Linked DNA regions of Homo sapiens: regions 1 and 2 are each linked to region 3. Evidence: read pairs that join two places in POLR2A ChIA-PET (ENCODE). Cell type or tissue: CD4-positive, alpha-beta T cell. All regions are shown on one strand. Each heading gives the region's core, and the rest is flanking DNA. Links, peaks and the distances in the headings are about the cores only. Region 1 has its middle 280 kb from the start of LINC02914. Region 2 overlaps LOC105370659 (a long non-coding RNA gene). Region 3 overlaps LOC107987207 (a long non-coding RNA gene).

The links. ChIA-PET counts read pairs that join two places held together with the same protein. Peaks named below come from ENCODE experiments on the same cell type or tissue, not always from the same donor. Only the 100,000 strongest peaks of a DNase experiment are listed, where the experiment ranks them.
Region 1: POLR2A ChIA-PET joins it to region 3 with 8 read pairs; 4 of 35 experiments call an interaction of 5 or more read pairs at or near these places.
Region 2: POLR2A ChIA-PET joins it to region 3 with 5 read pairs; 2 of 35 experiments call an interaction of 5 or more read pairs at or near these places.

Annotation. Positions count from the first base shown.
Region 1 is chr14:98,426,453-98,437,756 of GRCh38, reverse strand. No RefSeq gene overlaps it. Among named protein-coding and RNA genes, the nearest start is that of LINC02914, 280 kb to the left of the region's middle. In CD4-positive, alpha-beta T cell, for the core only: no CTCF peak of the experiment used is centred there; no DNase peak of the experiment used is centred there.
Region 2 is chr14:99,125,141-99,136,444 of GRCh38, reverse strand. The region is part of intron 3 of LOC105370659 (a long non-coding RNA gene); the gene reads left to right. Among named protein-coding and RNA genes, the nearest start is that of BCL11B, 140 kb to the left of the region's middle. RefSeq lists an enhancer at 1,554-2,277. In CD4-positive, alpha-beta T cell, for the core only: no CTCF peak of the experiment used is centred there; no DNase peak of the experiment used is centred there.
Region 3 is chr14:98,192,031-98,202,679 of GRCh38, reverse strand. LOC107987207 (a long non-coding RNA gene) reads left to right here. Exons shown (of 2, transcript XR_001750875.2): 2 at 1-687. Among named protein-coding and RNA genes, the nearest start is that of LINC02295, 61 kb to the right of the region's middle. In CD4-positive, alpha-beta T cell, for the core only: a CTCF peak has its summit at 6,877; DNase peaks (open chromatin) are centred at 4,139 and 6,839; H3K4me3 peaks cover 2,189 bases; H3K27ac peaks cover 1,708 bases.

The sequences.
Region 1 (11,304 bases), core at 1,153-9,152, 230 kb before region 3:
TATGAGATTTGGGGAGGAAGACCAGGAAAGTAAAATGCCCTCTTTATCACATCATATGAGGGGTACCTACTATCTACATAACTTACGACTGCTGATGCTGACCTTGATCACCTGGCTGAAGTAGTGTTTGACAGGTTTTCCCATTATGAAGTTATTTTTTTCCCTACTTTTTAATACTGCACTCTTTAGAAGGAAAGTCCCTGTGCACACCCTGTCCTTGAGGAGCCGGGAGCTATGGTCCACCTACTTATGGGTAGAATATTTACATAAATTGTCTGAAACTCATATGCATCATGTATTTGCCTCTTCTGCCCCTATTTATTTATTTAATCACTTATTTATATCAGTATAATTCAATGCTACTTTATTTTGTTGCTTAAATTTTTAGAGCTTTGCCTATTGAAAAACTTTCCACTGGCTTCTGTGTCTTGCATACTTTCATCATTGCGCAATTCTTTTTTTAGCACACTTTCTGGCACTACAATTTATTCCAGGCTCATCTTATATATTTCCTGAACCAATCTCACTTTTCCAAGGAGCAGGGCAATTTTTAAACGGCAGATAAGGCCTCATACTACTTAAACTGTTTCTGATAATATTAAAAGAAGCACAATGTCCCAATTATTTTGGAAATGAATAACTCACTAGTTGACAAGTGAATAAGACTGTTGGCAAAACATGACATACATTGGACAAAAATATAAATTAACAATGTTACTTATCAAACTTGATGTACTTATCTTAAACAAAGGGTTGGAAAACTGATTTCAGCAGCATGATATGTAGCATTTATTCCAGGAATGCAAAGGTCCTCCATTATTAGGAAATTCATCATATTAATGGGCCTAAGGGATGCAAATTATGTAGTCATCTCCATAAATGTTGAAATAAATTTGAAAAAATTTAACATATAGATCTTATTTTAAAACTCTCAACAAAAATTAATAAGAACACTCACAACTTCATTAAAAATGTGCAAAACATTTGAACAGACACTTCACCAAAGAAAATATATGAATGGCAAAAGCACATAGGAAGAAATTGCTGCATCATAAATCACTAGCGAAAATGCAAAGTAAAGTTGTAATAAGACAACACTAGACAGGTTAAAATTGAAAGACTGACATACCAGCTGTTGATGAAGATGTGGAGACACTAACTTTTACTCATAGCTGATGGAAATGCAAGAGGGTAACCACTTTGGAAAACATTTTGGTAGTTTCTCAAAGCATTAATCCTATGCCTACAATATGGGCCAGTAATTGCACTCATAGATATTTACTTAGGAGAAATAAAAACATACGTTGACATAAAGACTTGTGCAAAACTCTTCATAACTACTTCCTTTGTAATAATTAAAACTAGAAACTATCTGTCCATAAAGAGATAGATGGATAAATAAATTGTGATATAGTTGTAGAATGGAAAACTACTCAGCAATAAAAAGTAATAAGCTACTGATGTACACAACATAAAAACCCAGATGAATCTCAAAGTTATGCTAAGTAAATGAAGTTGGACTCCCCCCATCACCAAAAAAGCACATACTGAATGGTTCTCTTCAGATAAAATTCTGTAAAGGGCAAAGTAACCTATAGTGATAGAAAGCCTTGATTACGTGGGGAAGAGGGTGGGGAAGGAGCAATTCCAAAGGTGTTTGAGTACACACTTGGGGGTGATGAGTATATTTATTGTGTTATTGGGATAATGTATAGTATAAATACATCTAAATGTATCAAATTGTACGCTTTAAATATGTGCAGTACACCAATTAGACCTCCATAAAGTTATAAAAGAAATTTTTAAATCCTCAATAATATTGCAATATATAAACCCTTCTTCAATATGATATTGACATAGAAATATTGGAAATATAGATAATTACAAATAGATACATGGATATAGACATATAGCTTTATATATAAGATATACATACATATTTTTGGCTATGGATACAGATATAAATGTAAACATATATAGGTTTATAGATTATGTAGATAGAGAGTTACAGTAAGTTCACTCATTCTTCTACCCAAAAACCAGCATAAACTTATTGGAGAGGCAGTAGAGTCACATCACTATATTCTGAAATATGACAAGGATGCCCGCTGTGACCACTATTTTTCAACACTGTACTGGAGTAAAAATAAAAGGAAGGGAAGCAAATACTTTCATTACAGCAGTGAGAGTATATAATTGATTACCAGAAAATCCAAGAGAGTCAAGTTAAAAAAAAAGCCTACAAATAATAATTCTATAATGACATAATAGTGAGATAGTAGGCTTTGAACCCAATAAACATAAATCAATATGTACAAACAATGAATAATTGGAAAAGATAATGAAAGAAATCACTCCCATTAATAACAGAACCAAAAAAGATGAAATGCCAGGGACTAAAGTTAATAAAAGATATGCAAAACCTTTACAAAAAAACTTTAAAACGCTGTTGAAGGACATAAGTAAGTTCTGAACAAATGAAAACAAAAGTTCAGAAAAAGATTTTAGAAAGGAAAACTCAACATAATAAAGATATCAAATCTCCTTTATTTTATTTATATATTAAATGAGATTGCAATTTAAAAATACTAAAATTGTTTTGTTTGTTTTGCTTTTGGAACTAGACAAAGGTGCTTCTAAAATTCACACAAAATAAATGTAAAAATGTTTTAAAAAATAAAAGAGTGAATAATGATTGACCATATTGGATATAAAACTATATTTTAAAGACTATTAAAACATATGACATCAGCACATCAATGTATAGAGTAATCAAAGGAAAAGATTTGAAAGTTCAAAAATAGGCACAGATAAATTCAGAAATGTAGCATATGACGTTGGAATCTCAATTAGCCAAACAAGATCTCTTCAATAAATGATGTTGGAACTTCTGAGTAGTGATCAGAAAAAAAAAAAATGTTGAATTCTTACCTCACTCCATTTACCAGAAGAAAATCCAAATACATTAAAGCTTTAAAGCATAAATATGAAAGTATAAAAAGAAAATAAAAAACAGGTAGATTTCTTTATAACCGTGGTATCACAAAGCTGTATCTGTCTGATTCAAAGTCCACAAACTAAGCACACGGAAAAAGATTGATAGGTTCAATCACATTGAAAATAAAATAAAATATTTATTAGGGGTCAAAAACATCAAAAGAAAATCAGATGATAGATAACAAAATTGGAAAAATGTTTACAAGTCACATTATAGATAAAGGGCTACTTTCTCACAATCAAATATGTAAGTTAAAATAATCACGTTATTAAACTGCACTCTAGCCTGGCAACAGAACAAGACTCTGTCTCAAAAAAAAAGCAAGATGTCAAAAAAGTGATATGAATAAACCCTTTGCAGCAACAGCGAGAATCACAACTCACTCATAATCCCAGAAACAGTGATGCAAATTATACTGTGGTGCCATTTTTTACCTGTCAGATTGGAAAAATGTATGAAGTTATACTAACACACTCTCAAGCATACCTAGTCGGAAAGGCCAATTGGAGTGATCCCTTTGGAGGGAATTTAGCAATGCCATCAAATTTAACAATGCGCCTGCCTCTCGATTCACTAAGAAATAATTTTTTTTTGTAGTCTAAGTATGTCCCAAATATTGCATGGGACATACTTATACTGATTATTTATTGTTCATCTGAAATTCAAATTCCGCTGAGTATCTTATATTTTTGTCTGGCAACTCCACCATAAAAATTTCTGTCTATGTTCATATGTTCATAATCTCTGCTCAAAATTCACTCCCTATCTTGGGGGCATTGTTCTAAGACAAATGGGCGGCAGCCTGGTGTTCACTTATCGCAAAGCTAGTGGTCTTAAGCAAGCTGTAATGTCTCTTCTTATGTAAAATGAGACCATTAGCCTGGATGATCTTAATGGCTCCTTCCAGCTGTAATTTTCAGGATTTCTTCATCACACTGGTTCCTGTGACCATGTTCTTGATACTCTCCTTGAGAGACAGAACTTTCACAGTTTAAGTTTTGTTTGTTTGTTTTAATACAAAATGATGAAGTGGGGTCACTGGGGCCATGGATTTTGGCAGTGGACTATCTCAGTGATTTCCTGTGTCATACTACCTAGATGAAACTGGCAAACCCTGCAGATCACAACCACGACAAACCAGAGCTACGTTTGTATTTGGATCCACTCATTTGAGACAAAAATTACAGTCAAAACTCTAAATTCCAGGAAGGGCGTTTCACTGCACGTGGGAACAGTTTCAAGAAATCAAGATCTTGAGAACAGAAATGAAACAAATGAAACAGCATTTTTGTTTGTTTGTTTGTTTTGTTTTGTTTTGTTTTGTTTTTCGAATTTCCAGAACTGTACTGTTGAAAAGAAACTGATGATAACAATACCCTTAACAATTAACAATTTCACAAGTTATTTTTCACATACTTTGTCTCATGTGACTATTCTACCTTCCTTGTGGGCAATGACAGATTTGGTTATTATTTCCCAGAGAAAAGCAACCAAAAGACACAACACTTATGTGTGGGGAAACTAAGACTCACATCCCGGATTTCCAATTCCAGGCCTGGTTCCACCACTCCTTATGATCAAACAGACTTGACTCCATGCAGCTGACATTAGAGTTACAGAAACTAAAGAAAGAGACAATTTCTGAATCTTCAGGGAGAAGAATATTCCAAGAATCATAACTGTCAGAGTGGGCATGGGCTGTTTCTAGAAGTAGAGAGTTCTGTGCCACTGGAGGATTTTAAACAGAAGCCAGGAAAATTGTCTTGGGGAACGGTTAAAAGAGATACATGAAAAGCACAGAAGTTGGGACCAAATAATTTGCAATACTATTTATAATTCAGACCTCATAATCTAATGCTAAACACTCAGCCCATTCCCTGCCCTCCCCTCAACACCAAACTATGAAGGAGAATGGAGGAATGAATTCTTTTCTTATTAATTCTCCCCAGGCTTATTCCTACTCCACTCCCGAACTTCTACAGGTGCATTTTCTATGAAAGCAGCTTACCATACTTCACATCATTGTCTTTACCTGCCCGTTTTTCGCACTACATGTGAGATCTCAGATGGCAGGGGTCCCTCTAACATATCCTGTACCCCCAGCACTTCCCATGGAGGACTGAGGATGTTCTTTCTAAGAAAATGCTTGCTGACTAATTGAACTTCTTGGCTGAACTGACAATGAGCAAACTCACTCGGCGTCTTTTTGACATGCTTTTGTTTATTTTACCAAATGTTCCTCTCATATCTTCTCATCAGTTTCTCTTTCACTTCTTCACACATAATCTATCCTGCATATTCTATCCTTTGAAAAAACATTTGTTTGTTTGTTTTGTCCCAGTCACGGTCCTCTTGCCCCTTACAAGCAGGAAATGACAGGGAATATGGACTTCCCTTCCCCCTGGGAGAGTCTTTTAAGCTCAAAGTCAGTAACCAATCGGTACTATTTATTTAGCAGAGGTAAATTACGAATCATGTTTCTGAGATATTGATAAAAATAGTGATTAGCAATTGCTTGGTTAATAGAGAAGAAAAAGGTCTGGCCTACGCCTAATGGGAGTTGACAGGGTTGTTTTATTAATGTTGCTAATTGATTCTTGATTTAGGTGGAAGCCATCTTAGTTGAAAAGATGGCCTCTAACAGGTATGGACAGCTAGTAATGAAGACCTTTCAATTAACATGGCAGATGCTTTCAATGTATACATTTGTCAAGTTCCAGAAAAATTATTCAAACTAAAGTACTGATTTTGAGCAGACCTGCTTAAAACAGTCTATAAAAAAAAAGAGAGAGAGAGAAAGAAAAAGAAAAAAGAGCAAATCGATTGTCTTCCGTTGTTACCTAGTAGTCACATTTATTTCCATGATGAGTTTCACATCCTTGGCCTCATTGGTACCTTTGGTGTATTGCTCATACATGTATACAAAATAGAACAACAAGAAAAGGCTATATGAAGCACGTAACTCCAGCATATGATTCTTTAAAGAAGATTTTTACCTGGGCAGGTAAAGGTTGTAATTCTATAGCTGAGTGTGCTACATAGACTTTACTTAGTTATTAAACATGCATATAGTGTTTATCATGAATCTAGCTTGTCAGCTGAATTAATCATTCTAACACAGTCATTGTGAGGATACATTTACTTACCTGATTTGTAGATTAGGTGGCTGAGGCTCAGAGAATTTAAGTAACTTGCCTAAGGTCACGCAACTAGTAAGCAATGGCACTGAGGTTCATCTCCAGGAAGCCTGGCTCTAGAGCCTGTACTCACCACCTCATTATCTTGCATCTCATATTTTCACAAACACTTTCCCATTGCGTACCTATTCTTGGAGGATAGGCATTATTGTTAGTTCTACTTTGTAGATGAGCAAAATGAAGATTTTTGGAGTGAGGACTTCTTGGTTGGGCATTAACTGATAAAATTAACAACTCTGAGACATGAATGTCAGCAGTCTTTCAAATTAATGCTGTCTTTTGTGTTCCCATCCAAAACTATAGCTTTTTTGTTGTTTTCTGATTATAAAGCGAATACATGTTTATGTCAAAAATCAAATATATGGAAAAATAGAAAGAAAATTCACCTGACAATTCACAAACCAAAGGTATGACTTTTAACATTTTGAATGTATTTTCAGGAATATATTTTTTTATCTGTGTGTTTATATAAATGAAACCATACTCTATCTCTCTCTCTCTACTCTCTCTCTCTCTATATATGTATATGTATATATATATATGTATATGTGTGTGTGTATATATATATATGTATATATGTGTGTATATATATATATATACATTTTTTTTTTTTTGGGACGGAGTTTCCCTTTTGTTGCCCAGGCTGTAGTACAATGGCATGATGTCTACTCACTGCAACCTCCACCTCCCGAGTTCAAGCGATTCTCCTGCCTCAGCCTCCTGAGTAGCTGGGATTACAGGCTCCCACCATCATGCCCGGCTGATTTTGTATTTTTAGTAGAGACAGGGTTTCTCCATGTTGGTCAGGGTGGTCTCAAACACCCGACCTCAGGTGATCTGCCGGCCTCAGCCTCCCAAAGTGCTGGGATTACAGGCATGAGCCATTGCACCTGGCCTTCAAATTAATGCTATCTTTTGTGTTTCCATCCAAAAATATAGCTTTTGTTGTTGTTGTTTTCTGATTATAAAATGAATATATGTTTATGTCAAAAATCAAATATATGGAAAAAATAGAAAATTCACCTGACAATTCACAAACCAAAGGTATGCTTTAACATTTTGAACATATTTTCAGGAATATATTTTTGTGATCTGTGTGTTTATATCAATGAAACCATACTATATTTTTTAAATGCTGTTTTATAACCAAATCTATCCCTCAACAATGGGTCACTGAAATCTTCATTGTCATTGTAGAGCTATATCTGCCTGCTCAGTGACTACATATTAGTCCATTGAATATATATACCATAATTTATTTAAACAAAATCTTCCGGTAAATATTCATGTCATCACTTTATTTTAAATTATAGAAGCAGTCCCAGACTGCTTATGATTTTTAAGGCCTCAATGAATTCACTTTGCATATATAGATGACCCTCGGAGAAAATCCCCCATAGAAGAGCCCTCCTAACTGTTTTCAGGAGTAAAGAGGAAAGAGATGCGTCTTCCATGGTCCCTTCTGAGGCTGAAAACGATTAAACTGTGTCTAGAGACTGAGTTGGCCCTTCTTATTGCCTAGCAGGTTGGCCCCTGAGTCCTGCAGTAAATGCAAGAGGGAATGGCTAGAGAGGAGAGATGGGACAGAAGCGAGGTGTGGTCAGTGCCCCCACCCCTGCCCAGCTCTGTATTCACATCCCCATCCTACCTAGTTTCCAGCACTTGTCACTCGATGCAGTTATAGGGGTTGAACGACTTTCTTCACTTTAGCAAAGACTGCGTTTGAAATCTGATTCCAAAGTTGGGAGACATGTGTGTTATATACCTGTTATCTAACGAAAGTTGTCGAAGTAAATTTCCTCATGGAAACACATGACGGTTACTGCTGTTCACACCAGGAAACATCATACCCACAACTTAAATAGAACTCTGGGTGGTTATTATACCAGGCTTTTTTTTTTTAATTAAAGCATCATGGAAATACCACCTTCTAATGAAATCAGTGCACTTACAGATCTTTAGTATACAGAAAGAATCGGGTGACAAAATTGGGGCAGATAGGCTTTTTTCCACAATAGAGAATAAAAAGAGAGATTTCCTATCTTGAATGCATTTAAAACTTGTATGCTATACCTATGTATTTCTTTCATTTTATCTCTAAGTCTACATCTACCTAAAGTTGCATTATTTTTTGTGTATATGTATGTTTATATATATATGGAGAGAGAGAGAAAGACAAAAAGATATTGAGATCCTTAGAGTATCTTATATATTAGCAATTTGACTTTGTCATCAAGTCTCCTCAGTGGCCAAGACTAAACAGTTGTCAAAGAATCCAGATACTAAATGAAGTGCTAAAATAAAAAGGGCCTGTGAACTTGCTCACTGTTCACTGTTCATAATTCTAAAATACCTTGGATATGAGTGGTGACGTATGAAATGTCCTAGCACACCTAAGGTGGAAATTCAGACCTTAGTTGAGTAATTTCATGTTGCATATAAATCTTAGGGAAGCAGAGAATAGACATGGCTTTCACAAAATTGTCTGGTCTGTTCTTGATATTTTCTTTTCTTAAGAAGAAAAAATACATAAATACAAATAAAAATATACATATATGAATTCAGTTATATACACATACATACATATATACATATATATACGTATCTGTCTATATATACACATATCATATGTATATAATATAAACATACCTATCAGGATATAGATGGATAGATGAATATATAGGTGGATACACACATATATATTTACCAGTTTTTAGTAGTCATCTGTATGTGGTGAACTGAGATAAGTCATCATAACAAACTAAAGTTACCAAGATAACTTGAGAGATAAGATGCATTTCTTAATTGACTACACAGAACACATCTTTGAAACACTGGAGTAATAGCATGAGCTCTTACTGTTTTAAAAAATAGTAAAGTTCTTTGTGATCTGCTGTGTGGTTTACTGTTTGGGACTCACTGCAAAAACTCTGTTTATTCATTCCTTCCATGATCAAAGGAATGGAGCTGATGAGTGTAGAGATGTTGTTAGCGAATTCTGCTTAAATATGGTGGGTTGAAAATATGCATTTCTGCTGCTTTCCTGAAAACCAAGAAAAGAAGAGTAAAAATAATATCAAAAGTATACAGTCAAAAGATGGAGAGAATTAGAAATTCAGTGTCAGCAAATGCGATGTGTTCAAACATGGAGGATGAACACGTGGCTGCTGCTCCTCCAAAGCAGAGAGGAGAGCCTCACTTTCTGCACAGGGATGACACTCAGAAACAGGCAGATTCTTGCAACAAGAAGAAGAAATGAAGAGAAATGTGATTGTCCAGTTACCTCTGGAGGCCAGAATGTGGGGTGGGCTTGAAAATTGGAATGAAATTGTAACTGAGAAAATAGCAGCAGCCCCCTCATTCTCCTTCCTTACTCTATACAGCCAGACCATTCTCTCGACCATTCTCTCCACCCACCCTCAGAGAAGATGGAGCGACAGCAGTACAGGATTGTAGGATTCCAGCCACAGGGGTCAGGTGTCAAGCTGAATAAAAAGGGACAGGATAGGTAAGTGAAAACCACTACAGAACTACGAGACCCCAGGCAAGATTTTTCCTGTCAACTCCCAGACAACTGAAAGCCTGACTTGTATACCTAGGCAGGAAATTGGAGAAATTAATCTTTAGAAAACTGACCAGCCTGAGAGAATAGAGCTGCAGTTAAGGATATTTGAGCATCTCCCAACTGTGCATAGTGAAAGCCCAGTTTGCAAGCCCTGCTTACACACACAAGGTTTCAGTCAATATTTCAGTGCCCTGTTCTTAAATATGAATGAACAATCAGGGTCTCCAAACATTTTAAGAAACTGGCTAATGTTAAAGACAGAGAACAAAGCATAAAGGAAAAAGCATAGAGGAAATAGAGCAAATAGAGTGAGTAGAAAAACACCTTAATAAAACTACAAATAAAGTTATAATGAATTTCCTAAGAGAAACTATTGTTTGTCTAAAACTATTGAGAAATAGAGAGTCCTTACAAATTAAAAATATAAAGCAAATAATTAATAATTCAATAGAAGGATTGAAAAACAGTTAAAAATTCTCCCAGAAGAAAAAAGTTTCTTCAAAGAAGATATACACATTGACAGTGAAAACATGAAAATATTCTTACACCATGAGTCGCTTAAGAATGCAAATAAAAGCCACAATAAGAGGCCGCTTTGCCTTGACTTTATGACTGAACTTTTTAAAAAGACAATAAGAAGTGTTGTTGAGAATGTGGAGCATGTTGGAGCTATGACATAGTTTGCCTACTTTGGAAAATGGTTTGAAAATGTTTAACATAGAGTTACTATATGGCCTCTGATATTGTTTGGCTCTGTATCCCTACCCAAATCTCACCTTCAATTGAATAATCCCCATGCGTCAATAGTGGGGTCAGGTGGAGATAATCGAATCATGGGGACAGTTTCCCCCATACTGTTCTCATGATAGTAAGTGAGTTCTCAAGAGATCTGATGGTTGTGTAAGGGGTTTTCCTCTTTGCTTGGCTCTCATTATCTCTCCTGCCGCCTCGTGAAGAGGTGCCTTCCACTATGATTGTAAGAGGCCTCCCCAGCCATGCTGAAACGTGAGTCAATTAAACCTCTTTTCTTTATAAATTACCCAGTCTCTGGTATGTCTTTACTAGCATCATGAAAACAGATTAATTCAGCCCCCAGTTATACTCTCAGATGTATACCCAAGAGAATTGAAAAAAAGAATGTCCACAGAAAAACTTGTGCATGAATGTTCATAGCAGCATTACTCACAATAGTCAAAAAGTGAAAACAACCCACATGTCCATCATCTGAAGAATCAATAAACACAATGTGGCATATCTGTAAAATGGAATATTGTTTGGCTGTAGAAAGAAAGGAAGTAACTTGAGCCACAAAGACATATGCTACATAAAATACACCGCCGAAAAGGACACACATGGTATGATTCTGTTTATATGAGAAGTCCAAAATAGGCAAAGCTATGGGAAAAAAAAGGAGATTGCCTCTTGCCAAGGGCTTGGAGAGCAAATACTATTAGGTATTGATGGGGTTTCTTTAGGAAATGATAAAAGTATTCTTAAATTAGAATGTAGTGGTGATGGTAGCATATCTCGGAATATACAAAAAG
Region 2 (11,304 bases), core at 1,293-9,292, 930 kb before region 3:
TTCATTCAATGCCTGGGGTTTCCCACTGGCCCCCATTATGTTGCCTGGAAGATGGGGGCTCTTGTGAAGCAACAGCAGGATCCTACTGGACATTCTCCAGCTGCCTAATCCCTCCATGTCTCAGTGTTCTCATCTGTCAAATGGAGTCGCTCATCCCGCTCAACCCTCCCCTGACAGGGGTTACTTGCGTGGCCTTCCCATTGGCCTCCTGCTCACTCTTTCCTGACCCCAAACCCTCTGCAGGCCAGGCTCCCAGCCGGCCCCTCTGGACTTGGATTTGGCTGCAGCCTGTTGCTTCTCCATCTTCAGGACCCCAATCCCCTACCTGCACCACAGTGGGCTGCCAGCCACCTCCTGGGCCCATCCAGGGACCACTCGCCTGCAGAGCTGCCATGTACATTGCCTGCATTTCTGTGCCTGAGACCTATACTCCCCACTTCCCAAGAGACTGCAAGCACCATGAGGACATCTTTGTTTGTTTGTTTTGTTTTGTTTTGAGAAGGAGTCTTGCTCTGTTGCCCTGGCTGGAGTGCAGTGGTGCGATCTTGGCTCACTGCAACCTCTGCCTCCTGGATTCAAGTGATTCTCCTGCTTCAGCCTCCTGAGTAGCTGGGACTACAGGCACATGCCACCATGCCTGGCTAAGTTTTGTATTTTTATAGAGATGGGGTTTCACTATGTTGGCCAGGTTGGTCTCAAACTCTGACCTCCTGATCCGCCCACCTTGGCCTCCCAAAGTGCTGGGATTATAGGTGTTAGCCACTGTGCCCGGCTGAAGACAGTCTTTAATCACCACGGTCTGTGCAGCACCCGGCACGGTTCCTGGCCCACAGCAGGTCCTCCGTAAAGAGTGTGAGGTGTGGATCACACACCTCCAGCGTTCTCCTGGTATTGCTTGGGTTTGGAGCCTTTTCTGGGTCACAGAACACTTTAAGACATTGACTAAAGCCACTCCAGGAAAGTGGGTATGGGCACAATCTCACACAGAGACGCTAGTTTCTTCTGAGGCTGCCTGCAGCCCCGATCTAAGAGCTCCAGGCTGCACTCAGCCCCGCTGACATTCTCTCCAACCTTTAAGGCCCAGCTCATGTCCAAATGGGAGGGAGCGCTGCCTTGGCCCTGCAGAATGATGCTGTTGGAGGAAAGGAGGCAGAGCAGAGTGAGGGGCAGGCAGGGAGGAAAGAGAAGATCACAAGAGAGCACAAAAGTGGGGCCATTCCAGTACGGCGGTGAAAGTGACAGAGACGCTTTGCGGGAGGTCGGGGCCGTGCCTTTGCTTGATGATAAAGGACTGAATCCATGCTGACCTGAACTTGCTGAATTCCTAGGCTTTGCTCTGAGCCCAGGTTTTAAACCTGACCCTTCTGAGAACAAAATTCAGAGGGCAGAATCTTGCCATTTTTAACTTCAGATTCAAAGGAACCACTTCAGGAGGAAACAGGCAGAAAAGAGCCTCAGACATCATTCGGCCAGGCTGCTCTTGATCAGCTGAAGACAGTGTGACCCCAAAATGGGAAGGGGACCGCCAAGGTCAGATGGTGAGGCAGAGAAAAGATGTGGCCCATATTCCCCACTCCAGGTGCAGAGGGAGGACGTTCTGCCAGCAGCAGCGTCCAAGGAGAATGGCAGAAGCTGAGGTGCCCTGTGGAGGCTGCTCAGCTGGAACTCTCTAAAGGGGCCTGCCCCTCCACTTTGCCCAATGTGCTGTGAGGCATGACTGGAGTCCAGTGGGATCCACTGGGTCCGGATATCTGTGGATGGTAATATTATCCTGGGGACCAGCTCTCAACCTGGAGATTTAGCAGTCCTGGGGTGGAACATGATGGAACCCGCACCCTAGAACAAGAATGTCTTTCAGGCATGACAGGCTCGAAAGGAGGTTGAGGGGGCTTGAACAAGGGTACTTGTCTGTCCCACTGAGGAGCCGGTGAGGCCTGCAGAAACTCCTCTGGGCCTATGCTGATCAGCTGCCGTGGCTTTGGCCTTGATCTCCCCCAGGTCCCCAGCCTTGCAACCCCAGGCCCTCCATACTGAGTCCTCTCTGCTTCTGCCTTTGCACACAGCAGTATTTCAGAACCCAGGAGGCAGGGCCTGAACTCTGCTGCAGCTCCCTGCCTCTTGGCTCTTTCTACTGTGCTCAGGGCCATGGCGTCTGTGTCCTCCCTTTGACTACAAGGAGCATTTATTTGATTTCCTGCTTGGGAGTTCCCTCTGGAAATACATCCTCCACTGAGTACAAACAGGGCCACCATGCCACTTCCTATGTAACACCTGGAAATGTCACCCCCCGAGAACAGCAGCCCTGGAGTAGCTCAGGGCCTGTGCCTCACTTCATGTCCAACATTGTGCTGGCTGTACTGTGGGCTGTAACCTGCACCCATGTGTGAGTGGTTTGAGCAGTGATGCCTGGCCTTGGAGAGCCTGAGGGCTGGGGTGTGTTTCAGGTGTGCCCTCCTGCCCCGGGGCAAGGGAAGACTACCGGAGGGAGGCGGCGTGGCACCTGCGGGTGACAGGATGTTCTGCAGACATCTGGATGGGTCTGGCTGGGAGGCGGAGTGGCTAACAGCCAGTGTCCTCCCCTGATTGAAATCGTGTGCAGTCTTGTGGGGCTCCTGGGAAATGCCGTCCTATCTGACTGTGGGTCTCCCTCCCCACCCCCACCGGCTTCCTTCCAAGAAGCCTGTTTTGTAACAGTTGGCCCTGGCTCTCCCGTTCTCGCCTGGAGAGGAGACTGTCATCTTTGAAACGGGGCCTCATAAACCTGTAGCTGAGACAGGACATATTTTTCACTGGAGCGCTGAGTGCAGAGGGTGGGTGGGGAGGCCTCACTGGTGACGGGGAGATCCACTTTCCCTAGAGAGAAGTCACTTCGTAGAGACATGGGGGAGAACGTGCCTCGAGGAGGAAATTCTTCAACTCAGCTGCCACTTCTGGTGACGGCAAAGGCCACTGTTGGCATCTCCCTTGTTCTTGGTGTGAACATACTCTTGTGGGAGAAATGTGACAAGTTCTTTTTCCCTCCCAAGACTTCTCATGCAAATGGAGCCGTGATCATAGTCAGATGCTCCCCAAATAAGGAACCGCTTTGCGACGAAACAGAGGGAGAAAGCAAAATACAGAGGGGGTTTCACAGCACTCACAACTCTGCTGCCCTGCCCCCAAGAAACAGGCCTCATTCCACCCCCTGCCCCCACCCGACTGTGACTCCCTGCCTTGGCTCTTTCCTACAAAAATGAGTAAGGACTTTTACTTCTGACTGCAGGCAGGGGAGAGAAGACTCAGACGTTGCGGGAACCCTGTCTCCCTCTGTCTCTCTCAGAAACACCCAGAGTGGAGCGAGAGCTGTGACCAGGAGACTTCTGCGATGGGGCTCAAGAGCTCCCAAATCTGAGAGGTGCTGGGAGCGTGCCCTGTGGCTGGGGAAAGAGGGGTACCTGAGTCATGGCCTTATGATGATGCTTTGATTTTATTTTTCTGAAGAAAAGAAAAAGTGGGTGAGAGCAGAGCACAGCAGATTCTCTACCGCCCGGAGTGACACAGCTCCCTGGGCCTCTGTTTCCCCGTCTTTAACGGGACCAACCCCAGTGCCCCTTTGCCTCTCAGGATGGCCATCAGGATAGAAACAGGTCATGACATGAGGCAGCATCTTGTGTCATGCTTCTTAAATATTGATCTGCCTCTGAGTTCCCTGTGCAGCTTTGAAGATACGGATTCCAAAGCCCAGAGGTTTTGCTCTTACCTAGGCTCATTCTGATGCCACAGGTCTGGGGCAAATTTGGAGGGCTAAGGCCTTCATTTCTCGAACAGAAAACAAGGTCCAGAGAGGGAATGGGACTTGATTGAAGGGACTCTGTAAGGCAGAGATGGGTCTAGGATTTGAACCTTCTTATTCTTGTCCGTTTTTAGGGCCCTAAGTTTTCACAGATTTCACACACCCTCACGAGCTTGCTCAGGAAAAGGGGAAGGAATTCACATCTGCTGCGCACTTGCAGGGTGTTAGGTCTGAGCTGGCACAACCCTAGAAGACAGGGCCTAGGATTATCCCATTTTATAGAGAAAAGTAAGGCTCAAACAGAACAAGTGACTTAGGCCTGTAAGTATAGGGCTGGGATTCAGAGCCAGGTCTTCCTGACTCCAGCTCCCCCGGGGTTAGACCGTAGAGCATGAGGAACCAGCATTTCTTAGCATCTTTCCCCATATGCCCTGGTACCAAGCAGAGTGGCCATATGCTGGTGCCAGTTTCATTTCTGGAGGACCCAATCCCTCCCCCAGCCTGCCGATTCCTTGGAACGAACTCACTCCCGCTGCTGGCCCTGTTGAGGAGTTTGGTGCGGGGATGCCGGTGGTGGTGAGAGAGGGGGACAGTCACAGGTTCCCATCTGAAGCCTTGCTGTCAGCTGTTTCCTCCCACGCAGTGTGGAGGCTGCAGCAGGGCTGAGCATCCCTGCATGGCCAGGCATTCCCAGGCCGCCTGAAACCCCAGACTTAGAACGAGAAGTCAAGGCTGGCTGCTCCTGACACTTCCTCTGGTCCTCTCTGTCCTCCCTGGGCTCAGACCCCCAACCTTGCAAGGGGACAATGCCCCCTCCCCAGCCCATTCCTGCTGAGCAGCCATCAAGACTGAGAACCAAGGGCCGTGGAGTGCCCAGTTCTCCGTACCTCCTCTCCTGGACACGGCTCACCTTCCCAGCAGCTCCCATGGGCAGCCCTCCAGCCTCTGCCTGCACACTTTCCATGACGGGGAACTCACTACTTCCCAAGGTAGTCAGTGACATTTCTAGGCACTTTAGATTGCTACAATGTTCTCATTTGCAATTTTTTTTTTTTTTGAGATGGAATCTGTCTGTCACCCAGTCTGGAGTGTGGTGACATGATCTCATCTCACTGCAACCTCCATCTCCTGGGCTCACGCAATTCTCTTGCCTCAGCCTCCAGAGTAGCTGGGACTATAGGTGCATGCCACCATGCCCAGCTAATTTTGGTATTTTTAGTAGAGACAGGGTTTTACCATGTTGGTCAGGCTGGTCTCAAACTCTTGGCCTCCAGTGATCTGCCTGCCTCAGCCTCTCAAAGTGCTGGGATTACAGGCGTGAGCCACCTGATAAGTCACAATTTTTTACATACCTTAAGTATTGTATATATAAATATATACACGTTACGTGTTACACATATAAAAATCATATGTCTAAATGTATATGTGCATCATATATAAATTATATGGTACATTATATAAAATATTATTATTCATTTGTTGTCCATATCCCACTCATGTATTCAAATGTGCCTGCAGGAGGCTGGGCATGGTGGCTCACACCTGTAATCCCAGCACTTTGGGAGGCTGAGGCGGGCAGATCTCCTGAGGTCAGGAGTTTGAGACCAGCCTAGCCAACATGGTGAAACCCCATCTCTACTAAAAATACAGAAATTAGCCAGGCATGGTGGCGGGTGCCTGTAATCCCAGCTACTCAGGAGGCTGAGGCAGGAGAATCGCTTGAAACCAGGAGATGGAGGTTGTAGTGAGCTGAGATCACACCACTGCACTCTAACCTGAGTGACAGAATGAGACTCTGTCAAAAAAAAAAAAAAAAGTGCCTGCAGGAGGCACACAGAGATGTATACAAACACAATCTCTGCTCCTTCATCCCGTCAGCCACATGGGCACCTTCACATCCCCTGCTCTCTTTCCTAGGCTGGGTGTTAACAATGACTTCTTTAATTTTGCCAATTTTATAGACAAAAAAAGGGGCATCTCCTTCCATGTGGCCAAGGAGTTATTTCTAGAGGTTTCTTTTGCTTATTGTTATGTGGAATGGGCTTCAGGCACTTCTTTCGTCCTTCCTTCCTTCCTTCCTTCCTTCCTTCCTTCCTTCCTTCCTTCCTCCCTCCCTCCCTCCCTCTCTCTCTCTCGCTCTTTCTTTCTCTTTCTTTCTTTCTTTCTTTCTTTCTTTCTTTCTTTCTTTCTTTCTTTCTTTCTTTCTTTCTTTCTTTCTTCTTTCACTATAGGCACCTGTCACCACGCCCAGCTAATCTTTTTTTTTTTGTATTTTTAGTAGAGATAGGGTTTCACTATGTTGGCCAGGCTGGTCTCGAACTACTGACCTTGTGATCCGCCCACCTCGGCCTCCCAAAGTGCTGGGATTACAGACGTGAGCCACTGCACCCGGCTGGGCACTGCTCTTTCTTGGGGAGAGGGACAATGAGCACAGGAGCAAGGGGGCGACAGCTGAGCATCTACTGAGCCCCGTTATAAGGAACAGAGAGACGGCGAGAGGATGGGGAGGAGACTGGAGGAGGAGCAGGGGAAGGAGAGGGCGTGGGGAGGAGAAGGCGCCGTCTTTCCCCTCCAGTTCCCAGGCCCACGCTTCTGCCATGGTTGTCTCCCGCTCTCAACCACCACTGCGTCCTGCTTCTTTACTATTTTCCTGCTATTCCCTCATTGAACCCTTCTAAGATTCCGGTGAGATAGATTTTATTATCTCCATTTTACAGATTAGGAGACCGAGGCTCTGAGAGGTAAAAGGATCAACTAGCTTGCAAGGGGTTGAACCTGGATTTGAACCCGAGGCTGTTGGATTCTCGTCCTATCATGGTAGAGACAAAGAAAGGAGCAGATGGGAGAGATCCTGACAGGGAAGAGAGACCTGGAGAAATAAAGACAAAGTCAAATGGAGAAAAGCCAGAGACAGAAGCAGAGAGATGCCAGCAAGAGGAGAGAGGGAAGATGGAGCAGGAAGAATAGAGACTGTCTCCGAGAGAGAGGGAGGGAGAGTGACACAGATAGATGTGCAAGTCAGCGGAAAAGTGGGGACGAAGTCGAGTGAGGCAAGAGAGCATGGAGGCCAGACTAGAGGCAGGGCCAGGAAGGGAGGCGCCGAGCAGGGGTTGTCCCAGGGCAGGCCCTATGTTTCTCGCTCCAGCTCTGGCTGGCTCCTTCCTCTGCAGCCATCTCTGATCTCTGTGCAGCATCCCAAGCTCCGTGAGTGACAGCCTCCTAGAGAGGATGCTGCTTGGAATAGACGCTGGAGGAGCAGGGAAGGAGGCTGGATGGAGCTCCAGGGAGCCAGGTCCAGTGCTGCACAAGGGGACCCGACTCCCTAGACAGGCCTCATGGTCTCAGGAGGCCTCAGAGGAGGTCACACAGGCAGGGAAGCAAGGCCCAGAGATGGGAGGGGCTTGACTGAAGGAACAGGAAGGAAGGGACAATGACTGCACCTCTCGAGCAGGCTTCGGTGTCTGGGTTGAATGCGAACAGCCAGTCAACAGCAAAATCCACCAACTCTAATACATCCGCTCATCTCCCTTCCCACTCAAGCTCCAAATCTGAACACCCCACTGTGCGGCAAATAGTCAGTAAAGCCAAACCTGAGACAGTAGGAGCTGAGATCAAAGAGCACTAGGTGAGGAGTCAGCAGCCTGGATCCCTGGCTCTCCTTCACCCACCTGAGCCTCCAGGGCAAGGAGGAACTGTGGACACTTGTCTTAAAGGCTGGCACAGGGCTCAGGAGGACAGATGTAAAGGCACATGGCTGTAGGTCCCCAGCCTGTGCTGGATTTGCCTTTTCCTCTTCCCCCAGAAGTCCTCATCTGTGAAATGGATTGGCTTGACCGCATGGGTTTTCAGCTGCTGCTAGCTCTGACCTCTGGTGATTTGATTGACACTAGTGGCTTTGCTAGACCAATTTGACCAGTGGACCCAGGGCACTGTCTTCATTGGCAGGCAGATAACTTAATCTCTGATATTTCTCCTCGTTAAAATTCAGCTTCATTAAGCATAAAACAGCTTGGAGGGGCTCGGGACTTTCCGCCCAAGGGGTTTGGGAATGGATGGAAAGGAGCAAGAGGAGGAGAGGGGGAGTCTCCTCCAGGGTTCACTGTTGAGGGACTCTCGGTTTAGACCTGCTCTCTTGATTCTTAGTAATGATGTTCCTGGTGGCGCTTCCTGGCTCAACACAGACTCCCTCTCCAATCACCCTCACAACACACTCGCGCACCAGACACACTCGCACACACTGATGTACCACACACCAGACATACTTGCACACACTGATGTACACCAAACACATATTTTCACGAATACATTCTTATGTTCGTGCACCCGCGCGCACACACACCAGACACACTCGCACACACTGATGTACCACACACCAGACATACTTGCACACACTGACGTACACCAAACACATACTTTCACGAATACATTCTTATGTTCGTGCACCTGCGCACACACACGCCAGACACACTCGCACACACTGATGTACACTTAAATACACTCACCAGTGTATTCATACATGTGTGTGCATGCACACATACACACACACCGTGTGGAAGAGAAAGCGTGTCTGGTTTCACAGGCTATCAGAGACAAAGTTTCTGTTTATCTTGGAACTGGCTCCAGTGAGCAAATTCTCTCCCCCTTGGAGCAGCCCTGGCATTCCTATCTTGCTTACTGGGAGGAAGGGAGTGAAGGATGAATTTCCTATCCTGTAATGGGGGTGGGTGGGGGGACTGGAAGGCAAGTTGCAACAGCAAGTGTGAGCACAAGTGTGTGTGCGTCCCGCTAGCTGGGTGGCTGGGCTTGGCAGCGACCGGCAGCAAGAGTGACGCATCGCTGGAGGTCTTTGTTGATCCTTTCCACATTAGGAAACAGGGTTCTTAAGGTTGATTTTGTAAGCTCAGGTTTCTCCTCCTTTCACTTGTTGATTGTACTGCCAAGGCAGTGTGCCAGAGAGAGAATCCCTCGTCTACCCAAGGAGAGAGAGCCTGAACTGCTTCCTCAGAAGCAGGCCTAGAATACCAAAGCATGACCGTCCAGCAAAGCTGCCTTGTCAGTGAGTACCCAGCTTAGGAGCAGTAATGACACTGGCTATGCATAGGGTCTCTCTTTCTCTCTGGGTCTGTAGCACCGATGTCAAGAGCACAGAACTCACCACTAAATGACCTGGGTTAATACCCCTGATCTGTCACTCACTAGATGCAAAATCCTGGGCAAGGTACTTAGTTCTTTGCGTCTCAGTTTCCTCATCTGCAAAGCAGGGATGGGAGCATTAGAGCCAACCACAGAAGCATTTGCGAGGACTATCCAAGGTAACGAATGGAAAATACAGAGAGAAGTGTCCAGCCTGTGATGAGCGCCAGTAAGTGTTGGCTATTATTATTCCCCTATGCCTGGTTTTATGCTAAACCATTTCCAGACATTCTCCCTGTAGGATGCTTCGAAAGGCACTCTGCAGTTATTCCCATGAAGATTGTGTGGGTTGAGTGACTTGCTCAAGGCCATTCAATTGGTTGGTGGCAGAGCAGGGACTGGAACTCACTGAAGCCAGTGAGCTCTCCTGTGGGGTGGGGGTGGTCTCCCCTTTCCTGCAGGGTCTTAGCTGGGGATGCTCACCACCTTTACGTTGTGGGCCAGAGGGAGGACAGTAGTCAGTGGACTTCGAAGCTCACTCAGCTCCACATAAGTGGGAGGTGAGACCTGGGAGGCATTCTTCCAGGTGGTGGTAGGGAGCTCCTCGTGGTGGAAGGTAATCAATGAACAGATTCACACTCATTTGAAATGGATGATCTTTCAGTGCTATTCATGCCACGCAGCACAGCAGGATGTTCTGAGGATGCCGGAGTGATGACCTGCTAACTGAATTTGTCGAGTGGTGTGAGGGTAATGAGCTTATGTAAAACCAGTGTACCAAAAATACAGACTAAGAAAACCCCAAGGCCGCACGATTAGTAATAGGGAACAAACATGCTATTTTCCCTCATTTTTTTTTCTTGATGTTGCCATGAAGGGTTTCCTCTCATTCATCAGAAATAAAAGCCCTATGACAGTTAGACTTCCTCAGGGCCTACACTGGCAGCCATGGAGTGGGCTGGAGGGGAGCTGGGGCCCAGAGACTCCTGAGTTCTACGACTGCCTCTGCCTTGCTGGATTTGAACCCAGCTGGGCTGGCTGAATTCACAGCCTGTGCGGTTAACTCCACAGCACTCTGCACCTCCAGCTATGACCCAGAGAGTTCTGGGAGAGTCAGAGCTATTCAAGAATGGTGGGTGTGTATGGGGCCCTGGGGGTGGGCTCGGCTTACTGTGTGAGGGGCCATAGAGAGGCCTGCTTTTCCCTTCTGTTTTTGTCCCAGCCCACCCTCTGCTCCAGCCTGTCAAGGCCACCTGTGTGACTCTTTGGCAGGCTCTGTGTGTAGTGTGGACAGTGCTGTCATCCTGCTTGGCTGCAGGTTTGGCCATCCTCCATGGATTTTCCATGGCCCATTTGCTTTTCTTTTGCTCTGGGGGGCTGATGGTTTGCACACCTGCCAGGCAGTTCTCCCCAAGGGGTCTTGGAGAGCCTGGCCTGCAGAACATGAGTGCCATAGCTCTGAAGGCAGCCCAGCCTACTTGAACCTTGGATCCTGGGATCCAGAGCCATTCATGAGTCATGTTGTTTTTGTAGTGAATCTTTACCCACTTCTCGTGAGGACAGCCTATCCAGGTCCTGTGGGACAGCAGGATTTAATGCCCAGAAGTAGGAAGACTAGGCTGGGCATCAGGGGGCCAAGGCTGGGATCTCTGTGCCCCTTCCTGGCTGCAGCACTGTGGGCAAGTTGCCATCCCTCTCTGAGTCAGGGTTTTCTCACCTGTAACTTAGAAATGATCACTTCCTTCCCTTCCTGGAGCACCTAGATGTTGTAAGAATAAAACGAGATAACATAGAGGTGAGAATACTCAGCAGATATCAATCACAGACCTACTATATACATGGTACTCACTGACCATGTTGTACATGATCACAATTCAAAGAAAACCAACGAATTAATCAACCAATGACCTACCAACTAATCAACTTACCGACCAACTTACTAACAAACTGAGCAACCAACCAACCAACCAACCAACCAACCAACCAACCAACCAACCAATAAATGAATTTATCTCCCAACCGACCAAACAGTGGAGCTTAGCATCTTGTTGGGAAAAGACCTACATTGAAAAATCCCACAGAGAAATACCGACGACCCTTGCTCAGATGGAGAGGACACACCATCATGACAGCCTCCGGTGGAGGGGCAGCAGTGGGAGCCGTGGGACAGGGTCCCAGTTCAGGGATTTTTCAGGCGCTACCACTCCTCTCTTTCCCCACGGCTCCCAGCTGCACCCAGGCTCTGGCTCTTGGATGCATTCCCAGGGCCTCCACCTGGAACCTCGCAGCAGCTCCTCATCGCAGTCTCTCCTTGGACACACTGTGGCCAAAATGTCTCTTTTCGGAAGAGTGATGTGACTATGTCATTTCTCTGTTTAAAACCCCTTACGGGCTGCTCC
Region 3 (10,649 bases), core at 503-8,502:
GTCAGGGAAGGTGTCCCTGAAAAGATTCCACCTGAACTGACACCAAAGGGCAGGGGTGGGCAGCGATGAAAAGGGCCCCTCTCTCAGGCAGGGAGCAGCAAATTCATTATCATTGAGGCAGGACGCAGCTTAGCATTGCTCAGGACAATATGATCAGTGTGGCTGGAGATCAGTGCACTTTCGGAGGTGACATGGATTGAGGTTAGGAAGACTAGCAGGTGTTGACTCCTCCAGGTCTTAATTTATAAGGGTAGCAGATCTGATAGGCTACTTGTGATGTGGTGAGCGCCCCATCAACTGGGCAATGGAAAGAGGGGCTGGGTGACCACTGATCAGCAATGTCGGAAGTGGGAGAGAGTGAGGAAGAAATTGAAGTGGAATGCTTTAAAGCACTGTCCGTCTTTGACATCAAGACACTCACTTTGCTGAGCTCAGAGACATCTGAAGTTTAATCACCTGCAGATTTGATTGAATGTATTTTGCCAATATTGAGGGACAGCCACCATGAGGAGAAGTGCCAGTGCAGCTGCCAACTGAGGAGAGGCCAGGACCTCAGTACCATGGATACAGCAAATGTGGACAGAGCCAGTGCCGTGGCTCATTTAGAGCCAGATGTGAAAGGCAGCTGGCTGTGCCTCCTTGCTTTGACTGCTGAAAACCATAAATAAATACATGTAAAAAGTTGGATGTTAGCTCTGTCATTATTTTACAATGATGATAGGACGTTAGAATATGAATGCAGTTTGAAAGATAGCACTGTCTTTGATACATCAAAAAGCCCTCTCCACTTGACTAGAACTTTGGAGGGACGCTACTAGGATAAACTCCTCCCTGCCTGTTCTCCTGATGTTGTATTACGATGACAGAAGCTCTCAATGTATCAACTTAATTTCAGTTCAAAAACCGTCTTAGTTCTGCCCTAGTGAAGTCAAATGGAGTTTTATCATTTTTTCTTGGGCATAAGATGCTCAATTTTCCAGAGGGAAAAAATGCAGAATGGAGCTGAAAATGTAATCATATTTGGGAGAAATGGGTAATCATATTCTTGTGGTATTAAAGACTTCTCTAAGAAAACTCTGCTACCAAGAATGGGGTCACAGGGTTGAGAATCCATCTGACACTGTGGAAGAAAGGCAATGTTATCCCTATCTACATTTCCAGAATCTGATATCTATTTTCTCCCCATTCGCTTGCCCATGGTATGGCTACATCTGCATCTATACAGTGGATTTTCCATCTACTCATCCTTCTTTGATCAGAGCTCAACCTCTGTGAGCTTTGATTTCCAATTCCTAGAATAGAGACAGGGTACTTGCCCCTGAGCCCCTCAATACCCGGTGACTGAATTCCCTCTGTTTTGGCTTTCGTGACACTGTCCAGGTACACTCCCCTTTAATGGAGACTTCTGAGTCTGCTCTGGTTCTAGAAAGGCAGTCTAAGTTAATTTCCACAATTTTCATTGTATTGGCAAAGAACTTGAGGCTTTGTTGTTCAAGAAACTTCCCAGTATCTATTAAGGGGCAGATCTATTTATCAAACCCAGACTTACAGATGCCAGTGTCCAGGCTTTGCCCTGTTCCCCATAATTGCCCCTAAGAACCATCTGTAGCACATCTGAGATGGAGCCACGGAGTCCTAGTCTGGCCTCCTGGAATCCACCCACTCCTGTCTGGGGAGCTGCCTGCCCTTTGCTGGCCCTTCTGATGAAGGCTCCACTCCATCTGGTGAGACCTGGGAGCCTCTGGTCCGGTTACCAGCTAGCCCTCCCATCTCCCATATCTTGAAGTCTGCTGGGAGGGAGGACTCGGGTAATAACCACGCTAATGACAAAGCGCTAACTGAAGACCCCAGTAACCTCTTGGTTTCCTCCCTTCCCATGGCCGTGGCATAATGAAGCCGGGCAGGCACTTGGGGAGTAATCGGATCCAGCTCAGGGTTAGCTAAGAGGTGGTTTGTGGTCAGGTGTCCAACAGATGGGTTCAAATTACCTGACTTTAATTTCAAGTAATTGGTGAGCTGGATTACCCTCCAGCTCAGGGGACCTGGAACTATATGTCTTTTACTATCAGCCCTGAAGGAAAAGGAGAGTCTGCTCCATGGGGGTGGTGAGGGTAGGGGTGGGAAAGGCCAGGGTCCGGACACAGGGGTATCCAAATGATTCCAGAGGCTGGGCCAGAGTCCCTCAACCTTCAAGGAAGTTTTCTAATGATAGGTTAAGATTCTATTGCAGAACTTGCAAAGACTTCTCTCCAGATGATGGAAGAGAGTTAAAATCATAAAGGGTGAGATTTGGTTATGTAATTCTCTCTCTTCTGGTTTTTTTTTTTGTTGTTGTTTTGTTTAATTACCAATATGTTTATGCAAATGCACATATTTCCAAATGCTTGTTTAGTCTGCTTGTGCATCTATTTATACTCTTAATAATCACTAGACTTTACTGGGGATGTCCAGGCACTTGGCTAATTGTTTTACATGTCAGAGCTTCTCCAATGTTCCAATGACCCTTATGGGGTAGAGACTCACAGCTATCACTTTACAGATGTGAATAGTGATAGTGAAAGGGGTGGATGGGCCTGCCCCTGGTCCATGGTTCCTCATGGAGAGCTGGATCTCAGCACAGTAAACCACCTCAAAGGCTCCATCCCTTTGTCTCTGCTGAGTGCAAGCTCTTCAACTCCTCTCAGGAAGATGACAAGGACTTTCATCCCAACGCCTCCACTCCTGCTCTCTCCCTAGTCTCTTCATCTTGTGTTCATTCATTTATTTATTCTTGCAAAAATCACATCCCCAAGTCTGTATTTAGCCTGTGCTTGACCTATATTAGACATTCAATAAACATTTTGAGGGTGAATCAATGAACACGAATGCAAGGGTTAATAAGACAGGGCTCTTCCATCAACAGGTTATGCATACCTGGTGAGAACAAAACTATAAACACATCCACGCACACCAAGATGGTAATTTCACAATATATAGTGATAAAAAGAATTGTGAGAAAAAAATGAAGCCACATTTGCAAAAAAGTGAAGTGCCTTACACAGCATTGGGTGCATATGTAATAAGTGGTCAGTGAGCAGGCTGGGTAGCTTCCCCAGTTGACTATTGTTTCCACAGGTGGGACATGTTTGCGTGTGCATATGTGTGTGTGTGTGTGTGTGTGTGCATGTGCATATATGTGTGTTTGTGTGAACAAATCTGTGCATGTATGTGTATGAGTGTTTGCCGTGTCTTTAATCTTCTGCGTTTTCAGCTGCTGGTCCATGCCTGGTCATATTCTTGGTACTCAGATTATGATGGATGTTTAAATAAATAAAAAACAAGGCCTGAGACCAAGTGAAGAGGCAGTTAAAATGTCACCCCAAAGCTTCCTGAGGGCTCTTGAAAGGCGGTCTGAGTTATTTTGTATTCTGTATTTGTGCTAAGAAGTGCTGTCTGACAGAGCATCTGGGAAGAAAACCAAGAGCAAATATAGCCATCTTGATCCTACCTGCTTGAGAGCTGTAAGCCACAGCTTTCAGAGAGATGTTCCAGTGAGAGAGAGGGGCTAGCTGGGAAAGAATTAGACTACAAACAGGGAAGTTTCATTGTCTGCAAAGTGGGGAGACTCCAGATTGTGTGGGGCTGTGGAATAATAATCTGACATCACCTGTGGAAGGCTCTCAGTTGTTGTCTGGTCAGTTGGACAGACCCTCAGCCTTGACCATCCTCACTTTGCACATCTGCAGCATGGAACCCACAAGGCATCCAATGGGGTTGCTGTAACTCTCAGATGAGGCGATGGATGTTTCCAATTGCTTTAGATTCACTGTCACATGCCACAAGAGGGCTGGCATATTTATTAATTTACAATGTATGAACTTGTAATATCTTACTGAATAGCAAGCGTGGTCCTTGCACCTCTAGTGCATTATGTAATCGCCATGGCCAACTGAACAATTCTCACATGAAGCTTGTCTACTTTACTTAGGTGGCCACTGAGAGAGCTCGGGCCCCCAGACAGTTAAACCACGCTGGGGCCACCTGGTACTTGAAGCACCTTAAGGGCCTTCATAAAACTGCTGGGTGACCACAAAACTAACCACCAGTTCCTCTGGAGCCCAGCCCAGCAGTGTGAACCCGAACCGCGGGAGAAAAAGGTGATGCAGCACTTTGTCACTCCCTGTCTCGAGCAGGCAGGCAGGCCAGGGGCAGCCAGCCCAGTTATCAGTTTCTCACAGAAACCTGCTCCGGTCAGCCTGCCTGGAAAGTCCCACGGGGTGAGGACGCTGGTGCTCTGCCTCCTCTGTCTATGTCTGGGCTGTTCCCTCAGGGGCAGCAGATCTTGAATCCTTAGCATTGTCAAGAGTTCCAGTGACTTTGGGTTCAAAGGGTATGGTCTTTCAGATAAGATTGGCTTTTCCTGGGTGTCCTTAGGAAGCTGGAGGGGATGCTGGAACAAATCATGTGTTGGAAAATGCACCTAGTAATGGGAACATCTCAGCAGTGTCTTGATCACTGTAGAGTTCAGACATTTGGGGACAGAGTCTGAGTGTATATTGCTTTCCTCCCTAAATCTTAGGCCACTCTAACTCTGACTATACTACTTTGCAACCTTCCTGACACACACACACACACACACACACACACTCTTTCTCTCTCTCTCTCTCTCTCTCAATCATCCTGTCAATTCTTCCTTGGAAAACCAGCAAGTTCTGATTGCTTAGTTTATCAAACCCCCTTGTGATCGAGGTAATGAAAACATTACCTTGGAAGCCAGTCCCCGGGTTTGAATCCCAGGGTCACCACATACTAACCACGTGGTCTGGGCAGCTCATCTGTCCTCCTTGCTCTGTCCATTCTGTCTCAGTAGGTCTAGGGATGAGGTCTGGGAATCTGGGTTAAAGCAAACCACTGCAGTGGTTCACGGGCTACTCTGAGAAACCCTGCACTGATGGAGGGTGGGGGGCCCAGGGATGAAGTTCTGAGGGTTAGTGACCCCTGGAAATGGTAAGAAAGATAGTATTACTCGTGTGTGTTTCCATGTGGGAAGAGACAAAGTGTCATTGAGTCTCAAAGGGCTCTTTGGCCCAAAACAACTTAGAACCAGAAGGTAGAAAAGAGAGGAGAGCTGGCAATGACTCCAAGGGTTAGAGCCTATCCTCCTAGAAGAACATGGCACCCCTACCCTATTGGTGTGGCAGATAATAGGGAGACAGTAGTTCTGTTTAAATATGTGAAGATCCAGAACTGTGGGTGGATGGCAAGTTATTTAAACAACAACGTCCCAGGAAACACAGGGAAGACCAACTAGCCCTTCAAGGCTTCCGGTGCACAGCTCCCTGACACTGCAGGCTCTGGAAGTAGCCCCACGGAGAAGAGGAATGGGAATGATTGCAAAAAGTCCAGACAGTGAAGGTGAAAAGGAATCGAGGCTTTGCAGATGAGGTAGGACTTGAGGTGCACTTGGAATGATGGCAGTGTGCTTATTTTCCAACATAGCTTATGCACGTAGAAAGAAAAAAAAAAGATTCTGAGTTTCTACAGAGTTTTCAAAATCCCCCAGTTCATGGACCCTTGCTGGTACTTTGGTGGTGGAATGAAACAGGTCTCCAAACTCTTCACACAGGATCCTTTGTATCAACACCACCCAGAAAACATTGCTTGTCTTTTCCTTGAAGACATGTTCCATTTGGGGAATTTTTTTTTCATGGCATCACAATCTCCAAGCCAAAGACTCTAGTCCCAAGATTCTGGTGTTTGTCTTTCAGGGTGGAAAGCTCAGAGTGTCATCTTGGCCCACTATTCAGCAGACAGAACAAAGAAGAAGAGAGATCCAGCAGACTCCCTAAAATTATTGTAGTAGCTCAAACACAAACTTTACCTAAACACTGATTGTGTTAGTCCAATCCCACCATTAATCTTCTGCCAACTGCATTTAGGAGGTGAAAGGCTGCTCTTTGATACTCAGTGTCCCTCCCTATGCTGCTGAATGGACAAAGGAGAAGATATGAGAAAGAAACAATCACTCAGTTGCGGTGGCTCATGCCTGTAATCCCTGCAATTTGGGTTGCCGAGGCAGGTGGATCACCTGAGGTCAGGAGTTCAAGACTAGCCTGGACAATACGGTGAAACCCCATCTCTACTAAAAATACAAAAATTAGCTGGGTGTAGTGGCAGGCACCTGTAATCCCAGCTACTCAAGAGGCTGAGGCGGGAGAATCGCTGGAAGGTGGAGAATGCAGTGAGCCGAGATCGCACCACTGCACTCCATCCTGGGTTAAAGTGCGAAACTCTGTCTCAAAAAAAAAAAAAAAAAAATAGCCAGGCATGGTGGCAAATTCCTATAGTCCCAGCTACTTGGGAGGCTGAGGCAGGAGAATCACTTGAACATGGGAGGTGGAGGTTGCAGTGCCCCAAGATCGCGCCACTGCACTCCAGCCTGGGTGACAGAGCAACACTCTGTCTCAAAAAAAAAAAAAAAAAAAAAAGAGAGAGAGAAAGAAAACAGAGTCATTCCAATCCCATGCAGATTTACTGAGTACTTACTATATGGTTCACCTGATGCAGGATCTAAAGAAAGAAGGTCTTAGAACCAAAGCCTTGCTTAAGATATTTCTGGCCTTATGACTGTTTGATGCAAAACTCAAAAGTTGTTAAGACTGTCCTGGCACCATTTTGTTCAGCCTGTAGGACCTATCACTAGGTCCTGAAACTCCCAAAACCTCAGTGTCCCATCTTTAAGACAAAGAATAGCCAAATTCTCCTCTCCATTCACGTTCTCTCAACAGGATGCCGAGACAAAAGCGGAGTCAGACTTTTGAAACTGAAATTCCTTGGGTGGGAGGTGGGCTTCACACCCTGGGCTTCCAGCACCACCCACAGGCATTTCAGAAGCTCACTTCTTATTTCAGCATCTGACAAATAAAAAGAAAAGACCAAAAAAAAAAAAAGTAATACTCTATTCCGTGTCAACAGTTTCTTCCTTTTTGCATCTAGATGTGAAGGCTGCCAACCACTCCTTAAAAAGATACAAGCTTTGCAATATGAATCCATGACCCCATATTTGAAACCTTTGTGCCCTTTGGCATTCAGTATGTTTCAGATTTAGAACAGTAATATGTTGCATGCACTCAGTATTATTTAACACCCCCAGTGGAGCCTGGGGCAGTGCCCTGCAATCAAGCCCATTAATATTTCTGCAGAAAAATGTATGAATATGCACACCAAGTCGGATAAATAAAGACTATCAACAGCCCAGTGTCGGTCCAGGTCAACTTTTGCTGCCTAATGAGTTCAGATCAGGCCAGTTGTTGCAGTCAAATAAGTCATAAAATGTAAGCCTTCAGAGCGTTTGGGCTTCCAGAATTGTAGGTAAGGGATTGCAGACCTGTAATAGCAAGAAGCATTGAGTGAGAGTTTATCATGTGCCAGCCAGTGTGCTAAGTGTGCCCAGCCGCATGGGCAGGTGTTCCTATTACCCCCCATGCTGTAGCAAAGAAACAGAGTCTGAGTGAGGGTGATGTGGGTAAACCTGAGCAGGGGGGGTCTTTCTGCCTCGTTCCAAGGCTCCATTCTGAATGAAGGCATCAGAACAAAGTCCTATGCCTGTCAGCTGAGAGTGATAGGAATGATTTGAAAATGTAAGTGGCTTGCGTGGGCCAAAAAAGCAGCTCATTCTGACACTCCTAATTTTACTGGTACCTCCTCCCAGCCAAGAAGAGAGGATAATATTAACATAAGGGGAATCAGAGAACAAGTAGAACATAGACATGCCAGTTTCTCCCCTTGGGTGTTGAGGAATCAGGAGTCCTGTCTAACCAGACTGGAATTTTCAGCCTCAAGGACCACAGAGACTCCTCACTTCTCCTCCTTCCCAAAGCGTGAGCCTCATGACTGATTGCCTTGTCTCCAGATTGGCTATTTCTAACATCCCTCACACCATGGTTAGATTTATCTTCCTAAAATGTTTCTCTGAACATATTATTTCTCTGCTGAAAATACTCCAGGGCTTCCTGCTGTCTACAGAAGAAGTTCACATGTTTTGACTTGGCCTCCAAAGGATGCACTGGATACCTCCTCAGATAAACTAAACCATGTGATGTCACTGCATAGCCCCCCATTTTCCCATACCATGTTCTATTGCTACCACCATCTCTCAACCTTTGCCATCTTTCCTTTGTGTTTTAAGCAACAGTTTCTTCAGCTCCAAGATCACCTCCTCAAAGAAGGCTTGTCTATGGCCCACCAAATGGAAGCAGACCTGTGTATTCTCAGCTTATGTTGCCTTTGCTTCTCTTCTGACAGCTTTCAAATGCCTCTTCAGTTCAATTATTCTTTCAGCTCCCCTTTGTTTAATATGGCAAATGGGACCCCATTTTATCAATCAAATTATTAGTATCTTATCAGTTAATCTGTATAATTTTATACTGTTATGTTGAATAAATGAAACCCAGTAGGTTGCAAATGTAAATCCAGATTAGCTTAGCTTCAGAACAAGTAGGCTACATATTCAGTTCCCTACTTGCATAGGTGTGCAACCTGGGAGGTTCTCAGATAACAGCCCAAGTGTTAGGGTATTGCTTGTCAAATATGTTCCTTGCTCTATGATAACAAAAAAATCTAACTTCAAAAGATTCCTTATAACCAACTATTTATCTACCCATTCTTATCTATGTGAATAGATAATATGTTATCCCCTTCAATTATTCTCTAAAAAACTCACAAAGATTATAAACCAAAGAGGAAACAAGTCATTTCTTTTAGCTCTATACTACTTCAAATGTCACTGCTCCTCTCGGTCCAGCTTCTTAGAGCAATTACATGCACCATCAGGATCCTTGGTGATTTTGTAGACTTTCTTGGTCTTTAGTTGATAGTTCAAGGCTTTGGAGAGGTATCAAGGATGCTTGCAAAGATGGCAACTAAAGGCCTGGGTAATCCTTCAACGAATGGATCCCTTGTTTTCTGCATTCACCCATGTTTGGCTTAGTCAGTTGTGGTATGTCTATAAGCAGATTTCCAAGCTTCTTTTGCTGAATTCTGAATGGCAGATAAAAGATTTCCCAGTGATTTGATCTTAATGGTGTTTTGGGGAGTTGAGGGGTTGAACTCTTTATGGGAGAAGTGAATTTTCATGGAGAGATCAGGCTTTCTGTGATTCTTTAGATAGGCAAGAGACTGCAGTGCTGAATTGAACCTCAGAATGGGGCTCTTCTTTTTCTCTTGCTCAGCGAGTCTTCCAGCATTTATGTTAGCTTCACAGTCCTAAGGCAGCCATGCAACAGGAAGCCCTTCTAATTATTCCCAGTGATTCTTATAAACATATCTTTCTTTATCAGTTTCCCAGACTCAGTCCTGGTCATCCCTGACCTCAAGGCTCTCCTAGTCTAGAAGAAGAGGTGAACACTGGCCCATTACACCTGACTTAGGCCCTCCCTCTTTCCCCAGCCCTTTGAGATGCTGGAGATGACTTGCCTGCTGACCCAGCTCCCATGTCATCCTTGAGAGTGTGGGCAGCTCCAACATGACTTTCCTTCTGGAGTTTGGGCCACCAGGAGTGGGCGTACTTCTGCCTGTCACTAAGCAGACATGACATGAGTGGGTACAACTGACATGTTTTTTTTTTTTTTCCTTTTGGATGTGTGGGTGCCTGCAAGATTTTCTTTTCTTCCTTCCTTTCAGAAGTGCAGCAGGGAGAATGCCAATCAGGAGTTGGTGGTTCCATCCACAGCCATTCAACCGGCCACCCTGACTGAGTTCCTCAAATCATAGACATCTATGACACTGTGGCATTGAGATCTGACAGTATGCGGCTTCCTCACTCTCCCATGTTGGAGGATGCTCAGAGTGCTGCCGGAACAGGACACAGAGATAGCACAGATCTTTCTACTAATAGAACACCAATACTGTGGAAGACTAATACTAGCACATACTATAATAAAAGTAGGGCTTTCTGTTCCTGTATACGAATGTTTTAGCTTACATTTCACTTCTTTCACTTTCTTCATGGAAAGCTTGCAGCCTCATCTTCCCAATATAGTTAATATTCTCTTTACACTTCCTGCGATGGCTCCCATCCCATTCCATGCTTTCCCTTCCACTGCATGCCTTATGCATGTCGGTCTATGTTCAATGTCTGCGTTTGCCATTAGACTATGAGCTTCACTAGGAGGAAGAGTGAGTAAGTGGGTCTTATTCATCATTGTCCTCTCAGTGTCCAGTATGGTTCCTGGCATAGAGTAGGTATTTAATAAATACATGTACAATTGAAATAGGATTCAGTATTAACTTTAATGACCCCAAAGACTTCTAAGTGATGCAAGAGAGATCTTATTAGTCTAATTTAAAGATGAGGAAACAGGTTCAGAGTTGGTGACTGGGATTAAGCCAAAGCTCTAGAGCCTATTTTCTAACTCATATTGATATTTTCGGGGAAAAAAAATATGAAATTTTGGTCAAGACCAGAGAAATGTTTGATATTCATTGTCTGTAGAATGAACATAAAATGGTCTTTAACACTTATATCAGGCAACCAATTTAGGAAGCTATAAGTCATTGCTCACCTATGTAGTTTGGAAAGAGCCTTGTGTATATAGGCAGTCAACAAGAATGGGTGAATGTACCTCAGTTTCCTTTCTGTACAGTAGAGGCAAACATATTTCCTATACCTA